Linked DNA regions of Mus musculus: regions 2 and 3 are each linked to region 1. The links are chromatin loops, found by intact Hi-C in ENCODE. Cell type or tissue: gastrocnemius. All regions are shown on one strand. Region 1 overlaps Hpn (hepsin). Region 2 has its middle 5.3 kb from the start of Gm10640. Region 3 has its middle 13 kb from the start of Gm10640.

Evidence for each region. Hi-C counts contacts between places; a loop is a spot of excess contacts. Peaks named below come from ENCODE experiments on the same cell type or tissue, not always from the same donor. Only the 100,000 strongest peaks of a DNase experiment are listed, where the experiment ranks them.
Region 2: it touches region 1 in a loop (2.8-fold over the local background); 3 of 42 quality-filtered maps call a loop at or near these places.
Region 3: it touches region 1 in a loop (10-fold over the local background); 11 of 42 quality-filtered maps call a loop at or near these places.

Annotation. Positions count from the first base shown.
Region 1 is chr7:31,104,245-31,106,744 of GRCm38, forward strand. All of the region lies in intron 5 of Hpn (hepsin), which reads right to left. Among named protein-coding and RNA genes, the nearest start is that of Hpn, 9.8 kb to the right of the region's middle. In gastrocnemius, a CTCF peak has its summit at 1,328 (motif pointing right); a DNase peak (open chromatin) is centred at 1,334; H3K27ac peaks cover 955 bases.
Region 2 is chr7:31,155,793-31,158,292 of GRCm38, forward strand. It overlaps a transcript of Gramd1a not described here. Among named protein-coding and RNA genes, the nearest start is that of Gm10640, 5.3 kb to the right of the region's middle. In gastrocnemius, a CTCF peak has its summit at 950 (motif pointing left); a DNase peak (open chromatin) is centred at 942; H3K4me3 peaks cover 1,046 bases; H3K27ac peaks cover 1,426 bases.
Region 3 is chr7:31,173,978-31,176,477 of GRCm38, forward strand. No RefSeq gene overlaps it. Among named protein-coding and RNA genes, the nearest start is that of Gm10640, 13 kb to the left of the region's middle. In gastrocnemius, no CTCF peak of the experiment used is centred here; no DNase peak of the experiment used is centred here.

The sequences.
Region 1 (2,500 bases):
AGATCTCTGTGAGTTCAAGACTAGCCTGGTCTACAGAACGAGTTCCAGAACTGCCAGAGCTACAAAGAGAAACCCTGTCTCGATTAATGATGATGATGATGATAATGATAATAATGGAGAGGAGGAAGAGGAGGAAACGAGGAGAACCCAGGCTCTTCTGTCACCAAAGCAAAACCTGCGAGATGGAGTTAAACAGTGACTCTAGATTCCAGAGTCACCTTAGCTAGGTGGGGTGGCTTCTACTGTCCCAACACTTGGGAGGCTAAGGCAGAAAAGGTACTGAAGGTTTGAGGCCAGAGTGGGATTCGTTTCTAATTCAAAGCCAGTCAAGGCTACCCTGTTTCAAAAATCAAAACAAAAGTCACCCAGCCAATACATCATAAAGAAACTGACAAGAGTCAGGTGTGAGAGCATCCCAGCACTCAGGAGACTGAGGTAGGAGGCTCATGAGAATGAGGTCAATCAAGGCTGCGTTATGTCTCAGGAGAGAAGAATGGAATGGAGGGAGAGAAAAAAAGGGAGGGAGAGAGGGGGAAAAGAGGGAGAGAGGGGGCAAAATGTAGGACTGGGTTGTATCAGAAGGCTAACTTGCAGGAGTGGTTCTGTCTGAGGATGGCTGGGGCAGTCTGTGTGGATAACCAATGCTCCCTGGTCCTCCATTTGTCCCCATAAAGTCAGAGAAGCCCTGTTCACACCTGAGTCAGGGCAAAGCCTGTAAGGGCATTTCTTTCTATTTACCAACCAGCTTTGAACACACTGGTTCCTATTTTAGGCTGTAGACAAAAATCACAGCATTTCTCCTTGTGTGGAGTGCAAAGCCCAGGAGGGAGGACAGATAATGAGCAGGACAAATAACGGAAGCGTGTCCTGTGCCTCAGCAGAAGGGGCCATGGAGACGTGGAGGCTGACAGAAGGGAGGAGCTGGTAGGTGGGGGTGGCGTTGCACTTTGCTGTAAGTGGGCAGGCATGGACAGCTTCGCTGGGAATGTGCCGCGTGAGCAGCTAGGAGAAAGAAACGAAGGAGGTGAGAAGGATGCTGAGATCCGAGAGGGAACCGAGAACTAGGCCAGGGGAACTAAGGAACAGGAAGTGGAGATCTGAAGGCTGAGGCGGGGAGTTGGGTGAGGAGCAGCCAGGAGGCAGAGAGAGGTTGGCAGAGTTGGCTTGTAGCTGGACCAGGACTCAGCTCGGGGAAGGGGTCACACACTGACCTGATTGGGGGAATGTATGAGTTGCTTCTGGCTGCTGGTAGGGGCAGACTGTAGGGCAAGAAGAGCTAGAGTTCAGACTATGACCTCGATGTGACAGGGACAGAGGCTGGGCCAGCAGGGGGCAGCGCAGGGAAGAAAGCTGGATTCTGGGAATATTTCGTAGGAGAACATTACTAGGCCCAGTGGCACTGGCCTATCTTCTCACCTACTTAGGAAGCTGAGGCTAGCAGACCACAAAGTCCAAGCCTACCTGGTCTTTGGAGTGAGTTCAAGGCCAGCCTAAGTAACTTAGAGAAAAGGGTCTCACAGAGAAATGTAAATAAAAAGGGGGAGCTGATATCTTTGCATAGCAGTAAGTAAATCATCTGCCTAGAATCCCCCAGTGAGGGGCTGGGGGCGTGGCTCAGTGATAGAGCCCCTGCCTAGAATCCCCCAGTGAGGGGCTGGGGGTGTGGCTCAGTGGTAGAGCCCCTGCCTAGAATCCCCCAGCAAAAGGCTGAGGGTGTAGGTCAGTGGTAGAGCCCCTGCCTAGAATCCCCCAGTGAGGGGCTGGGGGCGTGGTTCAGTGGTAGAGCCCCTGCCTAGAATCCCCCAGCAAAAGGCTGAGGGTGTAGGTCAGTGGTAGAGCCCCTGCCTAGAATCCCCCAGTGAGGGGCTGGGGGTGTGGCTCAGTGGTAGAGCCCCTGCCTAGAATCCCCCAGCAAACGGCTGAGGGTGTAGGTCAGTGGTAGAGTGCCTGCCTGCATGCATAAGACCTTTGGTTCAATCCCTAGCACAAATTAAAAAAAAATAAAATTAAATGTACATCTCACAGACGGCTAAACATCACAGGATACACCTGTTCAGCTCAGACAGCTAACATCCGGCCAACCAGGATTTGAATTCAGACTGCCTGCTGGCTTCCACATTCTCTGCTTAGGTTTTCCTTTCTTTGGCCAGCACAGACTCATCCACAGCAAGACTCTAAAAGCTGGTAGACAGCTTGCTATAAAAACGGCCTCCAGCTGTGGGGTTCACTGAGAACTGCCTGACACCTCTCACTGAGTGCTGCTCACCATCCCCTGAGCACCCAGGATCAAGACAAGGACAGCAACTGGGAGTCAGTGGGCAGCATTCCTAACTGATCAAGAGATTTCCAACATATTAGGAATGTTTTTTTTTTTGGGGGGGGGAGGGGTGTATAGGATACTGGAACTGGGGGTGGGAACATCAAATGCATCCTTCATCCCTCCCTCCCTCCCTCCCTCCCTCCCTCCCTCCCTCCCTCCCTCCCTCCCTCCCTCCCTTCC
Region 2 (2,500 bases), 52 kb after region 1:
TGGCTTGGACCTTGCCAGCACTCTGGAGACCCAGGATCCCTACCTTGTGAGTTCTTCCTTCAGTCTTACAGGATTCAGACCTCTAGTACAAGAGAAAGTCTGGCCCTTCCTTTTCTCCCTGCGTTGGGCTGGGCCAGAGACTCATGACCTTCAGGCCGGAACAGCTAGTCTGAGTGGAGTCCTGTTACCCTGGGGCCAGCTGTTCCTGGAAGAAAGTATAGAGTGGGGGAGGGGGAGGTGTTCCTACTACCGAGGGCACCTAGAGAAGGCTTCCTTCTCTGCCCTTTCTCCTTCACTCTGCTTGTTCAAACCTCTGATGGTCTGCTGCTTGTGCTGGCCTGCAGTGTAGCTTCTGCTCTCTGCTTCCCAGAGCTGCCGCTTCAAGTTCAGAGACCACCCCGACGGTCAGAACCCTCCCCTCATCTTCTCACTCTTGTGCACATCTCTGTCCCACACCAGCATTCCACACAGAGTAAACGAGGTGCTACCCCGCCCCGCCCCCCCCCCCCCCCCGCCAATATTTATGAGTGCCCTTGTGAATGGCTCCACCGAGTGCGAATCGCCCGCATAGGTTGTGGTCCTGGAATACTTGGTCGCCAGCTGGTGGCGTTGTCTGGGGAGGTTGTGGAACTTTTAGGAGGTGGAGCCTTGCTGAAGGAAGGACATCACTGGGGCAGACTTTGTGGGTTTCTAGCTTCTTGTCACTTCCTTTCCCCGCCCCCCATTTCCCCCTGTTTCTCTCTCCTTCCTGTGTGTGGGTGGGAATGTTACCCGTCAGCTTCCTTGCTTCTGGTACCGTGTCCTGCCTATTGCCGGGCCTTTCCCACCATGATGGATTCTGTACCACTGGAACCATATGCCAGAATAAACCCTTTCTTCCTTAAGTTCCTTTTGCTCATATTTTAGCTCAGCAACAGAAAAGTAACAAAGCAATGCCCCCTACAGGCACACCTTGGGAATGCTGGGTTGCCCTCTGGTAGTGGTCTTTGGGAAGCTCTGGCAACTTTGAGAAATTAGACTTACCCAATGGAAGAAGGGTTCCTGGGGGGGGGGGCACCCTTGAGTATATCTTGGCCCTGACCCCTTTCTGTGTCTCTTTCACCCTGCTTCCTGTACCCCCGTGAAGGGAGAAGATTCCCCCTATCACACCCTCCCACCAGCATGATTTTCTATCCGTGCACACAGGGGCCAAGAGGCCATGGCTTCGATCCTCTGAGATCCTGTTCTTTCTTTAAGTGTTTCTGTCCCGGTCACAGCAGCCAGAAAAGGAATACCAGGCTGCCTTAGGCCACACCCCATCCCACTCTGCCGCGCTTCTAGAAGCCTCCAGGACTTTCCATTTGGAACTCACCACTTGGTTCTTCCTCTATTAATTTCCCCACGTCGCTGTCTGCAGCCAAACAATGCATTTCAGTTGTTCTTACTCTTGAGTGTTATAAAATTCGGCCCTACCATGTGTTATTTTCTAAGACTTTTTTTTTTTTTTTCTTATTCAGCAAATACAGTAGTGCCTCTTAACTTTGGGGGATGCTTCAAAGTGATGGCTAACACACACTTCCTGGATACATTGGACAAAGCTGTGTTCCACATCCTGGGTAGGACAGACCAGAACCTCACAAACGTTCACTCCTACTTAAGGGGGTAACACGAGTTACAGTTTATGGACTAATCATTTCTAGAATTTTCCATTTAACATTTTTAGATCACTACAGAATAGGGATCATTCATTGGAAGCCTATAACGTGAAGCCACAGACAAGAAGAACCAGGGTACTTATAAGATTCCCCCATATGTCTGAGGTTAGCTATACTTCTTCTATCTTACCCAGTATACAATTTCCACTGTAGGAATGGATGACAGCTTATGCATTAATTTTTCCATGTCCATAGACAGTGCATTTGTATTTGTTTTTGTTTCTGTTTTGTTTTGTTTTTGGTTTTTTTTTTTACTGTGATGAGTGGATTTGGAATGCTGTGCCTATGTAAGTAAGAGATCTACTCATTGCCAGCCACCCCTGCCTCATCTCCTAAACCTGATCCAGAGTGGTTGGGCTGGACCTGTTGAGCTGCTCTAAAGCCCAGAGCTGTAAGAATACTTCAATTACATCAAACCCATACTCAGTCTTGGCATTAAATGATGCCATCTTTTCCTCTTACATCAAGGAACTTAAGAGTCAACTTAAGTTCTAAAAGAGTGAAAAAAATTAATGGTGGAAAGCTGACTGTTCTGCTCTGTTCAGCCTCCTTTCTGACACAGGCCTTTCCCTAATGTGAAAATCTGAAATCCCAGACCTCTAAAATCATGTCACAAGTCCGATGGTTTGGTGCATACAAACTTTGCATCGTACATGAAATTATTAAATACGTTAGTTAAAATCACCTCCGGGCTCTGTGTAGAAGACATATATAAAACACAAATAAATTCTGTAGTGCCATCTGGGTGGATAACATATACTGCGTGGATTCTCAGGGCAAAGTTGTGGTTCACATCCCGTGTAGGA
Region 3 (2,500 bases), 70 kb after region 1:
TTTGGAGGCCATGCAGGCTGGCTGAGTGGTGGAACCTTGTAATTGTGGACAGGTGGAGGGCTGCAGACAGACAACATTACCTCAGCCTGTCTTCAGTCCCCTTAATAGCCAGGCATTACCGACCTCCACATCTGACCTAACATCTTGGAGCTCTAGGTAATGCGTTTAGGAATGTTATCGCCTAGGGGATCGCTAGCTTCCAGTACCCAACACTGAGAATGGTAAAGACAGCGTCTGACGCCTGTAGGAAAAATTCGTCCCTTCCTGGTGTCACCTGCTAACTTCAAGGCCCCACCAACGTGTTTGGTACAGGAATTGCTCCATCTTCTGTGGCTCTTAAAGTAGTTTATATGAGTACTTCTATCACGCAGCACGTCCTTTGGGGTTGCCGCCAAGTTCTGCTCCTGCCCTCGGGGTATCTAGGCACCGGGGGCCAGAACAGAAAGAACGAAGCTTCTCCGCATGGGTTTGCAGGATCTCAGCTGGCTTAAGTGCTGGGGAGACAAAGTCTTCGCTGAGAGGTTCTCAGTGAAATAGTTCTCCTTTATTGGAATAACAAGAGCTATATAAACTTTGGGGAGTGAATAAGGGCTTTGGGGGTGAGTGTACATTATTGACTGGTGCCGAGGTGCTTACTGGGAGTGCTTCATTTGCATAAAGGGGAACTCCAGGTCCTTGTTGGGCATGTCCTTACAGGGAGAGAGGAAGTTAAAGCTGTAATTTGGCCACCTGGCTATGTGACTACCTCAGGGGTGGCAGAGGTCGGGGTCGAACAAGCTACGTGCATCGGAGGTTTGGACACGTCTCAACCTCACTCTTGCTCCGGGCTGGCTACCCCAGTCTCATGGCTCTCTGGCCCCATCTGGGGTAGCCTGAATCTGTGTTCCTGGACCACGGTCACCTGTACTTGGCTCAGAATAAATGACTTTTTTTTTTTTCCTGTTTTGGCTTTTTTTTTTTTTAAGATTAAAAAACAAAACAAAACAAAACCCATATGCATGTGTTGTGTGTGTCTGGTGTCTCTGTCAAGTGCATGAAGGTGCCCTCAGATGACAAAAGAGGGCGTTGGATCCCCTGGAGGTGGATTTACAGGCAGTCATAAGCCACTTAATGTGGGTGTTGGGAAGGGAACTCTATTCCTCTGAGGGCAGCAGTCATTCCTAACCACTGTCCAGCCCCCTTCAGAAGGCAACTTTGTGCAGTTGGTTCTTGCCTTCCTCTTCCGTGGGTCCTGGGGCTTGAACTCGAGTTCTCAGGCTTGCTCAGCAAGTCCTTTTACAGCAAGCTGCCTCACCAGCTATTCCCTCTGGGGCAAGATTTTTGTTTTTTGAGTTGATCCCATGTGACAGAAATGGAGAATGATGCAACATGGTGGTAAAGGGACATCCCAGTGCTTCAGGGAGGAGCAGAAGAGCAGAGATACCACAGCTGCAGGCCAGAGGAGAAGCAGCTAAGAAGGTGCGTGAGGGGAGACCTAGTCAGGATACAGCCACTGAAAGTTAATTCAATAAGAATTGTAGGATATCAGTTGGGGAGGGTAGTTGGAGAAATGACACCATGGTCCAAATGTTCCCTGTAGTCACGAAAAATGTAGTTGGCATTGCAACTGTATTCAGAGTTGGAGGACACACACACACACACACACACACACACACTCTTAGGGCTGAAAAGTGATCAGTGTGTAAAGTGCTTGCTGCACAAGCATTCGGACCTGAGCTTGCATCCCCAGCACTGTGGAAAAACCTGGGCGTGGTGATGCCTGTCTGAAGCCATGGCCCTAGGGATAGAGAAAGAGACTGATCCCAGAGCCTCACTGGGCAGCAGTCTAGCACCCAAAATGCCAGACTCCAGCCAGGCCTGGCGGTTAATGCCTTTAATTTTAGCATTTGGGAGGCAGAAGCAGGTGGGTTTCTGTGAGTTCAAGGCCAGCCTAGTGTTAGAGTTACAGGTCTACACTGAGCCTTTCACATGAATCCTGGGCACTTCATTAACTGAGCCATATTTCAATCATAAAAACACGTTTACTTTTTCCCTTTCTATTGTGATTGGAGACAGACTTGCTCTGTGTAGCCCTGGCTGTCCTGGTATTCACTCTGTAGATGAGGCTGGCCTTGGCCTCAGAGATCTGCCTGCCTCTGCCTCCTGAGTGCTGGGATCAAAAGCATGTACTATCATCAGGGTTAAGTATAGACACTCTGTCTCATATAATAAGAACAATAAATAATAATTTCCTCACACTCTAGACCAGGAAAAACCATAGTCTTTGGAGGCAGGTGCTCAGGAATTGGGAATTTTTTAAAAAAAATTAATTACTTTAAATTTTATTTTCTTGAGGTAGGTCCTACTACATAGGTCTTGGAACTTGCTATGTAAGACCAGGTTGGCTTGGAACTCAGAGCCAGATTGATCCCAGAGCCTCACTGGGCAGCAGTCTAGCACCCAAAGTGCCAGACTCCAGCCGGGCCTGGTTGTGCATGCCTTTAATTTTAGCATTTGGGAG